Linked DNA regions of Homo sapiens: region 1 is linked to region 2. A link is a contact called in ENCODE Hi-C or POLR2A ChIA-PET data. All regions are on one chromosome and are shown on one strand. The core of a region is the stretch at or near the end of the contact, and the rest is flanking DNA. Distances in the headings are between cores, read along the strand shown. Region 1 holds the start of BCL7B (BAF chromatin remodeling complex subunit BCL7B). Region 2 holds the start of TYW1B (tRNA-yW synthesizing protein 1 homolog B).

Region 1 (5,515 bases), core at 919-3,418, 730 kb before region 2:
ATAACACCTCTTTTTTCTTTGCTGCAGACTAGGAATAAAAGCCATAGCATCTTACACCTCCCCTCCCCTACTTAAGCTGGCATTTATCAAATAGCATTTTACTTATTTGTTTAATTAATTTATTTTTTCCAAGATGGAGTTTTGTTCTTGTTGCCCGGGCTGGAGTGCAATGGTGCGATCTTGGCTCACTGCAACCTCCACCTCCTGGGTTCAAGCGATTCTCCTGCCTCAGCTTTCCAAGCAGCTAATTCTGTATGTTTAGTAGAGATGGGGTTTTGCCACGTTGGACAGGCTGATCTCAAACTCCTGACCTCAAATGATCCACCCACCTTGGCCTCCCAAAGTGCTGGGATTACAGGCGTGAGCCACCATGCTCCGCCTAGGCTAGCATTTATCAAATAGCATTTTAAATATGCTTTGGGAAGCTGGACCCAGTGACTCACGTCTGCAATCCCAGCACTGTGGGAGGCCGAGGAAGGAGGATCAATTGAGTCCAGGTGTTCAAGACCAACCTGGGCAACATAGGAAGACCCTGTCTCTACCAAAAAAAAAAAAAAAAAAATGTCAGCGAGGCATGGTGGCCCTCGCCTGTGGTCTCAGCTACACAGGAGGCTGAGGCAGAAGGATCACTTGAGCAAGGCCCTGTACCAAAAAATAAGTAAAAGTAAAAAATAAATATTTTTTTTTCGTCTGAATGTTCTACTAAACTGGAAGCTCAGCCAGTCACAGTGGCTCATGCCTGTAATCCCAGCACTTTGTGAGGATCCCTTGAGACCAGGAGTTCAAGACCAGCCTGGACAACATAGTGAGATCCCCTCTCCACATGAATAAATAAACTGGGCCGGGTGCGGTGGCTCACGCCTGTAATCCCAGTACTTTGGGAGGCCGAGGCAGGTGGATCACGAGGTCAGGAGTTCAAGACCAGCCTGACCAACATGGTGAAACCCCATCTCCACTAAAAATAAAAAAATTAGCTGGGTGTGATGGCGGACGACTATAATCCCAGCTACTCGGAAGGCTGAGACAGAAAATTGCTTGAACCCGGGAGGCGGAGATTGTAGTGAGCCGAGATCACACCACTGTACTCCAGCCTGGGCAAAAGAGCGAGACTCCGTCTCAAAAAAAAAAAGGCCAGGCGTGGTGGCTCACGCCTGTAATCCCAGCACTTTGAGAGGCCAAGGCGGGCAGATCACGAGGTCAGGAGTTCCAGACCAGCCTGACCAACATGATAAAACCCCGTCTCTACTAAAATTACAAAAATTAGCTGGGCGTGGTGGCACCCGCCTGTAATCCCAGCTACTCAGGAGGCTGAGGCAGAAGAACCGCTTGAACCCGGGAGGCGGAGGTTGCAGTGAGCGGAGATCACACCACTGCACTCCAGCCTGAGTCACAGAGCGAGACTCCGTCTCAATAAATAAACAAACTGGAAGCTCTTTGAAACCAAAACCACGTATGTCTTCAGCTTTAGGTACAGAGTCTTGCACAAAATAGACATCTTTTTATTTATTTACTTTAGAGACGGGGTCTCGTTTAGACATGGGGTCTCCATATGTTGCCCAGGCTGGAGTGCAGTGGCTATTCACAGGTGCGATCATATCATAGCTGACGGCAGCCTCAAATTCCTGGGGTCAAGTGATCCTCCCGCTTCAGCCTCCCAAATACTTGGGACTACTAGATACTCGAGAAAAGGCAAGAATGTGGTCTGAATGCTGGGAAAGCAGTTCATCTGGTAAAGAGAGGAGGGGATTCCAGGTGAGGAACAGGTGTGTGCAAAGACCGGAAGCCATCCTTAAGAAAGGCGTGGTTGGAGCACAGCGTAGGAGCCAGAGGGCAAAGGTGCTGGGCAGGAGAGGCGGGAGGACAGAGATGGCGCAGGAGTGCGGTTCCACAGGGTCAGGTTCCTAACACGCTGGCCAGAGCAGGGAGCCGACCTCCAAACTCTCAGGGAAGAGAACCAGGTTGCCCACCGGCGGCACCTCGCACCTCGCCCTGACCACAAGCACGTGCGCCCAACCCGCCTCGCACCCCGGCCCGGGTAGGGGGCTCAGGGGACTCCCGGGGCACTCAGGAGGGACGCCCCGGGCGGGGCGCGCAGGCGCGCTGAGGCCGTGAGCCCCAAGGGGCGGGCGGGTGCGCGCGCTTTCTCGCGCACGCGCGCACGGAGGGGGCGACGGCCGCTGTGACGCTGCGGCGGCGGCGGGCGGGCGGCGGCGCGTGAGGCGCGCGATCCCCGGTGTCTTGGGAGCAGTGCCCCGGCCCCCGCCGCTCCCGCCGCCGCCATGTCGGGCCGGTCGGTCCGGGCGGAGACCCGCAGCCGGGCCAAGGACGACATCAAGAAGGTGATGGCGGCCATCGAGAAAGTGCGGAAATGGTGAGGGGCCGGAGCTTAGGGGGCTGGCGGGGGTCGCGGATCCAGGCCCTGAGGAGCGTGGGACTGGCGGGTCAGGTGGGAGCCGACCGGCCGGCGCTGGGGGAGGGGGGTGCGGGAGAAGGCGGGAGGAGGGCGCCGCTGGCGTCGGCGTGAGGTCAGAGGGCGCGCCGGCCGCGGCCAATCAGCGGTCCTCCCGGCTCGCGGGCCCGCCCACCTGCTGCGGCTGCTGCCGCGCGCCGCCTGGGAGGGGATTCCGGCTTCCGGCCCGGACTGGAGCTGCCTGGCGTCGGTGCCCGCGCCCGGCCCAGCCCGGGGCCCGCCCTCCCCTCTTCCTGGGCAGTGGCCCCGCCTGCGTTTCCAGGCTTCCTCTTGATAATAGCGAGTAGCCCTGGAGTGGTGTCAGCCCGCCAGGCTGAGCGCTCTGCGTATTCAGGCGTTGAAGTTGGGTGAGTTTCTGGGTTAGTCCATCTGTCAAGGGAGCAAGCCTGGTGTCATCCAGAGGGATACCCCTCCCTTTCCCCCAGTAACCGGCCCCTGCGCCGCGAGCTTGGTAGGCATTTTCTCTTGCTGCCCCGGCGGCTGTCAGGAGAGTCCTTTGCAAACTATGTACCAGCCTCCCTCTAATTTCCCTGCTTCTGCTCTTGTTCATTCCCCAGTCCGTTCATCATTTGCACTGTGTGATTTTATTTTTCTCACTTCCAAGTAGCAGAGTGGTCTTTTTAAAGTGCACATCCTTACTTGGGAGGCTGTGGTGGGAGGATTGCTGGGACCCAGGAGTTGGAGGCTGCAGTGAGCTATGATCGTGCCACGGCACTCCAGCCTGGGCTACGGAGAGAGACCCCGTGTCTAAAATGTTCATGGAAGATGCCGATTGAGCCCCTGTTTAGTATCCGGAACTCCGATACATACTATATCGGTGTGTATCGGAGTCATCACATTAAACTTTCACAGCCAACTTCGTCAGCTCTTTTGTATAGCCAATTACTACTAATAATTTAAAAACCCAGGTCTGGCTAGGTGAGGTGGCTCAGGCATGTAATCCCAGCACTTTGGGAGGCTGAGGTGGGCGGATCGCTTGAGGCCAGGAGTTTGAGACCAGCCTGGGCAACATAGTGAGACCCCGTCTCTACAGAAAATAAAAGTTCAAGTAGATGTTACCTCCCGCCAGGAAGCTTTCCTTAACTCCTCCCATCCCTTTACCTCCTTTAAGGTCGTTGGTACGTTGGACTTTATTTGTGTGTTTATCTGTCCATTTCCCCACAAGAGGGAAGTTCCTTCTCTTTTTTATGTCTGAGGGCTTCATATATAGTTGGGTTTCAGTATAAATATTAGTTTAACATACTCATGGTTTTCCTCGTCCACCTTTAATCCTCCGAGGTTTTGGTGAAACCTAAGAACAGGTACACCTTTCTCTTCTCCCCATTTTTGACCCCCCCGCCCCTAGCAGGCTAGGCTGAAGGGCCATCCCCTGTCACCTGGAACTCTGTACCAGCCTCCCTGTAAACTCTCTGCTTCTGCTCTTGCTCATTCCCCAGTCTGTTCATTTGCACTGAGTGATTTTATTTTTCTCTCTTCCGAGTAGCGGAGTGACCTTTTTAAAGTGCACAGCCTTATTTGGAAGGCTGTGGTGGGAGGATCGCTGGAGCCCAGGAGTTGAGGCTGCAGTGAACTATGATCATGCCATGGCACTCCAGCCTGGGCAACACAGTGAGACCCCATCTGTAAAAAAATATATAAAATGTGCATCTTATCCTAGCACCCCTAGTAATGCTTCAGTGGTTCCCTTCTTGCTTTTAGGATAAATACTGAAGAAGGCCCTCCTTCCTGCCTCACTTGGCTGGCTCTTTCCCAGGATGCCCGCTGTCTTACCAATGAAGTCACTCTGCTCTTCCTGCCGCCTGGCATTCTTCTTCCTCTCTCCTCTCCTCCCTCTTGCCGAGTTAACTCCTAGCTCAGCTCAAAAGTTGCTTCCTTAGGTTTACCACTTGAGATTCCCAATCTAGATCAAGTCTCCTTCATAGACCTTTCCACAGTTGTATTAGATGGACTCATAAGACATTTCCTATATTTGATTTCTTTTTTTTTGAGACAGAGTCTTGCTCTGTCACCCACGTTGGAGTGCAATGGTGCGATCTTGGCTCACGGCAACCTCTGCTTCCCGGGTTCAAGCAATTCTGCCTCAGCCTCCCGAGTAGCTGATTATAAGTGTACACCACCACACCCAGCTAATTTTTTGTATTTTTGTGGAGACCGGGTTTCACCATGTTGGCCAAGCTGGTCTTGAACTCCTGAATTCCAAGTGGTCCTCCCACCATGACCTCCCAAAGTGCTGGAATTACAGATGTGAGCCACTGTGCCTGGCCTCCTGTATTTGACTAATTAACCTACAAAAATGGCAATTTGATATGGTTGAACCTGATGATTAAGTGACTAATCTTGAATTGAGCTATTCATGTCTGTTTCCAGATATAAGACAGGGTCTGTGAGGGCAGGGACTGTGGATCTTGTTCCCTGCATCACCAGGGCCTAGCACAGCCTGTTGTATACTAATTGGTTGAATAAATGAGAAAATGGAGTGGTCTGTTCAGGAATTAATTTTAGTTATTTTCTAAGACTTTAATTCGCTCCTTCTGTTACATCACAGTCTCTTTACACTCCCAGTATGTCATCTGTTTTTTTTTTTTTTTTTTGAGACCCAGTCTTGCCTGTCACCCAGGCTGGAGTGCAGTGGCGTGGTCTTGGCTCACTGCAGTGTCCGCCTCTGGGGTTCAAGCAGTTCTTCCGCCTCAGCCTCCTGAGTAGTCGGGACTACAGGTGTGCGCCACCATGCCCGGCTAATTTTTGTATTTTTAGTGAGGACAGGATTTCACCATATTGCCCAGGCTGGTCTCGAACTCCTGGGCTCAAGTGATCCACCCACCTCAGCCTTCTAAAGTGCTGGGGTTGCAGGTGTGAGCCACCGTGCCCGGCCCTATTATGTCATCATTTGCTGAACAGCATCAACAACTACAACAGCAGTTGCTTTTTTTTTGCTTTTTCGTGACTTCATATTTGGACTTGACTCTTTGAGAAGTTGGCTCAGATCTGTGACAAAGCAGTTCCCTGCATTTGACCCTTGTTCCTACTGACAGCAAGTACCTCTTA
Region 2 (5,434 bases), core at 1,684-4,183:
ATAAAAGGGTCTGAAAGATGAAATACTTGAAAACAAATTCAGTTTTCAGGTATACCACATTCTATAAATGAGGTAATTTATAGAAAAATGAGGTAATTTAGTAGAAAATCTGATTTCAGGAGGTTTTGGCAAAAAAAAAAAACACAAAAAAACAAAACCACCAAGTTCTTTATTATTAGAAGTGATATTGTGCAGTTCACATTATTGCTTGGTTAGTCTTTCCTCCAGAAAAACAGCCTTTAATGTTTAATATATCTACAAATACGTTATAAATGGTTATTAGGGTTAGCTATGCTGCAGCTGTTACCCGCCTGCTTACAGATTTCAGTTTGGTCATCTGTTCCAAACGCACTGATGAGATCTTCCTTCTTGGCAACCTGACCTTAGGAAACATTTACAAACACTGAGTGGGTCTGCAGAACTTCATCAAGGTCTTTTTCCCTTGTGAGGGCAGGAGAGAAAGTCCTATGTGAATATACTTGAAACTTGGACATGCATTTACATTTAAATACGAGATGGCAACAACATGAACGGCAAGACACAACAAATCCCCCTGATGACCTTTAGTGTAGAGGGCAGTTTTCTTCCCCCCCCGCCCTTAGATGGAATTTCACTGTTTTTGCCCAGGCTGGAGTGCAATGGCGCGATCTCGGCTCACTGCAACGTCCGCCTCCCGGGTTCAAGTGATTCTCCTGCCTCAGCCTCCTGAGTAGCTGGGATTACAGGCATGCGCCACCACACCCGGCTAATTTTGTATTTTTAGTAGAGATGGTGTTTCATGTTGGCCAGGCTGGCCTCGAACTCCTGGCCTCAAGTGATCTGCCCGCATCGGCCTGAGGGAACATTTTCAAAACTCAGAACTGTATTTGCCCTACCATTTGCTCACTGGAGAAAAATGTCATGGGAGGACGTAAGAAACACAAGGGTGGGGTGCAGACAGCTGCTGCCACGGAATGCCAGTCCCTAGATGGCAGCAGTGAAGACACTACGCACTTTAAACTGCTAGGGCTACTGAGATCTATGACAGTATTCGGAACACTAGGTTCTCAGCCATCATTATTCTAGGAAAAGGACCACAATTATGAGATTTCTTGGCTGCAGCTTTTATGACACCAACAAAACAAAACCCCAAACCAACAACCCAATCGGAACCAACCAAATAAAGAAACCCTTGGCTTAGGCGCCAAGCTCGGACAGCGACGTCTCATGCTCACAGCAGGAATGTTCCATTTCCTCCCGGGCCAACAAACACCCCAGCCTGGCCCATTCACTCGACTTGGGCAGAGACAGGCCGCCTCGGAGGTGACGGCTCAGGCCCAGGCCCAGGCCCGAGGGAGGGGGCTACTCACAAGCCGCTCCGCCAGCCGACGACCTTGTTTTTGTAGCAGGCGATTTCGAAGCGCTTCCTGGCGCGCTTCATCCGTACCACGGCCACATTGGTTAGGCGGATCTGGTTGGTGGGGGTGAAGATCGACATCGCGGCTGTTCAAAGACCCAGAAGCCGGCAAACCAGGGCTGACCCGCGCCGTCCAGCCTGAAGGCCACCAGCGCCTCGCGGTAACGACCGAGCGGCGCGCGGCACTGACCCAACCACAAGTGCGCGGCGCCGCGACTCACTAGCTTCAGGCAGCCGCCACAGCGTGTCTGGCAGGCTTACTTACTGCGCAGGCGTCAGGTGGAGCAGAAGCCGGGAGGGGAGAAGTGAGCGATGACGCCTGCGCATTGTGGCTTTTACCGCCATCTTTCCACGCCCAAAAAGGGAGGTGCTTTTCCTTGGCGTTTTACTTTCGCCAATGAGCTGAGAGCTCTGACAGGATGCTCGCGGATGTTTAGTGACCGGGTTGAAACACAGCGTTGGCACCACCTCGTTCCGCGGAATTCAAGGGCCAGACCCACTTTATAATAGAAATTTTTTTATAATGGAATTATTTTATGATAAATATTTTTATTTACTCACCCTTTTATAATAGAAATATTTTAACATAAAATGTAGACAAAAAAGTGTAATGAACCTTCCATGTACCCATCACCGCGCTATCAACATTTTGCCATCCTTGTTTTATTCTTTTTTCATTTTTTTTGTTGCTTTTTTATTTACTTTTTTTTTTTAAAGTCAGTCTCACTCTGTCACCCAGGCTGGAGTGCAGTGGCAGGGTCATGGCCCCACTGCAGCTTCGACCTCCTGGGTTCGAGCGATCTTCCAGCGTTAGCTTCCCAAGTAGCTGGGACTACAGGTGTGAGCGGCCACGCCAAGCTAATTTAATTAAATAAATAATTAAAAAAATTTTTTGTACAGACGAGGTCTCACTATGTTGCTCAGGCTGGTCTCGAACTCCTGGGCTCAAGCGATCCTCCCGCTTCGGCTTCCCAAAGTGCTGGGATTACAGGTTTGAGTCACAGCGCCCGGCCGGTTGGGGGTATTTTAAAGAAAGCATCATATGGTTTCAGCATTAAATACTTCAGCCTATAGCCCTTAACAGATACACGCGACGAGATTAACTACAATTCCTTAATATCATCTATTAGATGATATTAAGTCATCCTCGGGGTTTACCCTCGGGGTTTCCCAAAAATAATGCCTTTCTACAGTCGGTTTATTTCAATTAAGATCCAAACAGGCCCACATAGCATTTCCCCCGCTCCCCACTCCTTTCCTCTTTTAATTTTCCCATGCCAATCATTTCTCTCTGGACCCGCCTTTTCCCAGTCTGAGCCAATCCAAACGGAGGCGGAAGCGCTCCGCCCTCATCGCCCGGAACTCCGGGCGGTGCTTATTTCTGGACACGCCCCCTTTCCCCTCTGAGCCAATCGGAGCAGGGCCGAGAGCGCACCGGGCACTGGCTTCCTTTCCCGGAGCTCCGGGCTTTCCTCTGGGCCCACCTCTTCGTCCTCTGAACCAATCAGGACGGGCCTGGCAGCGTCGTAGCTGCCCACAGTTCTGCAGCCACTCGGTACGGCGCTAACGCCGCGAGGTAGCTCGGTGCGTCTCGCAGTACCAGTGCGAACCTTTGGGCTCTCCAGGTCCGAGATCCTAGTCTCCTGTCGGCTCTGAGGAGGATGGGTAAGGGCACTCGGCGGGCAAGGACCCTGGGGCGGCAGGGGAGGTAAACGTTTTACTGAGACCCTCTCCGGGCGGAGTGGCGTCCTCGGTCCCCTTCCTTCGGAGACTGTTGCACTTGACAGCACCGGCTAGCCGCCGCTGAGAGCAAGGAGGACCGATCCCTACTTTTGACCTGGCTTTTGCCTTTTGAGGCTAGGGGGTTAGACAGAAAACTACCCCTCCCACTTTACCCACGTGTATTAGGACTTTTGCACCTGTAAAGCCTAAATTTCAGGCTTCGACTTTTGAAATTGCTGCCAGGTTGAACGTTTGAAGCCAGGTCCTTCCATATCTCTCTTAAAAAAAAAAATGAGACGTAAGGTCAGTTACTTGAGAATCTTTTACAAGTTTAACCGTGAGCCTTTGAAAGTACAGTTAGTAAAAAGAATACTTTTACTACTTAAGCTTTTTTTATGGAGCAAGCACAACAAAACAATTAACTTAATTTCACATGAAGTATTTTTACTTTATGTTCCTTCTCTTGCTTCTAAATGCTCATTTCGAAGTGAAGATACAGTTTTATATTCTGTTTTTTCTTTGAGTTAGTGTTAACAGTATGATAATTTTATTACGTTACTACATAGTGTGTTATTTTTATTACAGTTGATTCCCCCGCCCCCCCCACGAGATGGAGCCTTGCTCTGTCGCCCAGGCTGGAGTGCGGTGGCGCAATCTTGGCTCACTGCAACCTCTGCCTCCCAGGTGCAAGCAGTTCTCCTGCCTCAGCCTCCCGAGTAGCTGGGATTACAGGCGCGCGCCACCATGCCCGGCTAATTTTTGTATTTTTAGTAGAGGCGGGGTTTCACCATGTTGGCCAGGCTGGTCTCGAACTCCTGACCTCAGGTGATCTGCCCGCCTCAGCCACCCAAAGTGCTGGGATTACAGGCATGAGCCACTGTGCCCGGCCAACAGTTGATTTTTAAATTAGATTTCTTAGCTGGGTTGTTGAATGTAAGGTTGGTTTTATTTTCTTCTTAAAATCGGGAAGGATATCTTTGTATATGTAGCTTTAAATGAAATTATCTGTGTGTGTCATTTTAAATTTAGATCCTTCTGCGGATACATGGGACCTCTCCTCACCTTTAATATCATTATGGATAAACAGGTTTTACATTTATCTGGGCTTTGCTGTTAGCATTAGCCTTTGGATTTGTGTCCAGATTGTCATCGAGATGCAGGTAAGTGGAGTTATTTTTTTTAATAGAGTATTTAGGCATCAGATTTTATAGAGGATTTAAACACTAAAAGGAACCTTTAATTACTTTTGTGTTTGGTCTTTAGACATTTTAATGAAATGCCTAAAATAAATTTCTTCTCTAAGTTTTTGGAGACTAAGTTATCTTGGATTAAGTTACTTACTTTTTCTTTGATAGGTGTGTCTCATTTTTAAGATACAGGAAGATTTTTGTAATGAAAAGTGAACCTTTTATATGAAAAACAAATTTGTTTTATACCTTTAAGGGTCAGTAGTCCTCTCTTTCCATTAATTAAGGATCAGAAAATAAGTTCCTACTATTATTCTACTAAAATACCTTATAGGATAAAAGTATGTAAAGTTTTTTCTTGGAGGGAATGGAAATCATGAGCCTTAAAAATGTGGGTCCTGCCTATTAAAGGACCTTATTATACCAAGGGGCTAATATTTGAGGAATACAACCAGAAAGATTTAAGAGAAAAATACAGGTGTGTCAGATTAAGAGAAAAATAAAGTGTGTCAGTATCTGTGCTACCTTTCATCCCTGCTGAAGTTGGGAAACGATTTAGGCTTGATGGATTTTGTGTAATTATTTGTCTTCAAGGGCAGGAACTTACAGGAAAAATCTGTTCCAAAAGCAGCTCAGGATTTGATGACAAATGGTTATGTCTCCCTTCGAGAGAAAGACATCTTTGTGTCTGGAGTGAAGATTTTTTATGGTTCTCAGACTGGAACAGCAAAGTTAAGAAGTTTATATGATGCTTTTCCTTTGGTTTCCTGACATTTTAAGAAAATCCCTTTAGCAGTGAACTTTAGCAGTGAACTGTCCTTTAGCAGTGAACTGAATTGGTCATCTAACCTTCTTTATTCTTTCTCCCAGCCTTTTCCCCTCAAATATTTTTCCTTTCTGCGATGGTAGGCGGGTTTCATCTCCTGTGCCCAGTTAGAGCTGACTGGTGGTGTCTGATGGTCACTGTCTTGAGGGGGCCTTTGTTCTGAAGCTTGCTTCTGCCTCAGCAGGCTAGAGAAAGTTGTGAGTCCATTATCGATGCCCATGGGTATGGAAGTAGGGAATAGGGAAAAAAGGATGGCACCAATAGTTCCAATATGGGCCTGACTTTCACATCACACATCTATGT

The links. Hi-C counts contacts between places; a loop is a spot of excess contacts on that map. ChIA-PET counts read pairs that join two places held with the same protein, here RNA polymerase II (POLR2A). Pooled maps may share reads with other maps.
Region 1: a map of naive thymus-derived CD4-positive, alpha-beta T cell shows a loop between it and region 2 (14-fold over the local background). The contact joins the promoter of BCL7B here to the promoter of TYW1B in region 2. A Hi-C loop is called at or near these places in 1 of 168 maps with a recorded cell type or tissue (naive thymus-derived CD4-positive, alpha-beta T cell), 1 of 37 single-sample maps with no recorded cell type and 13 of 50 pooled maps. POLR2A ChIA-PET finds 5 or more read pairs at or near these places in 1 of 52 experiments (CD4-positive, alpha-beta T cell).

Annotation. Positions count from the first base shown.
Region 1 is chr7:73,554,343-73,559,857 of GRCh38, reverse strand. It overlaps BCL7B (BAF chromatin remodeling complex subunit BCL7B), which reads left to right and starts at 2,168. Exons shown (of 6, transcript NM_001707.4): 1 at 2,168-2,371. The coding sequence starts at 2,280. RefSeq lists silencers at 1,893-2,132, 2,183-2,292, 2,313-2,362, 2,383-2,832.
Region 2 is chr7:72,825,699-72,831,132 of GRCh38, reverse strand. TYW1B (tRNA-yW synthesizing protein 1 homolog B) reads left to right here and starts at 2,933. Exons shown (of 14, transcript NM_001145440.3): 1 at 2,933-3,061; 2 at 4,148-4,278. The coding sequence starts at 3,058. It also overlaps the pseudogene SBDSP1. RefSeq lists enhancers at 2,384-2,433, 2,669-2,963 and a silencer at 2,764-3,023.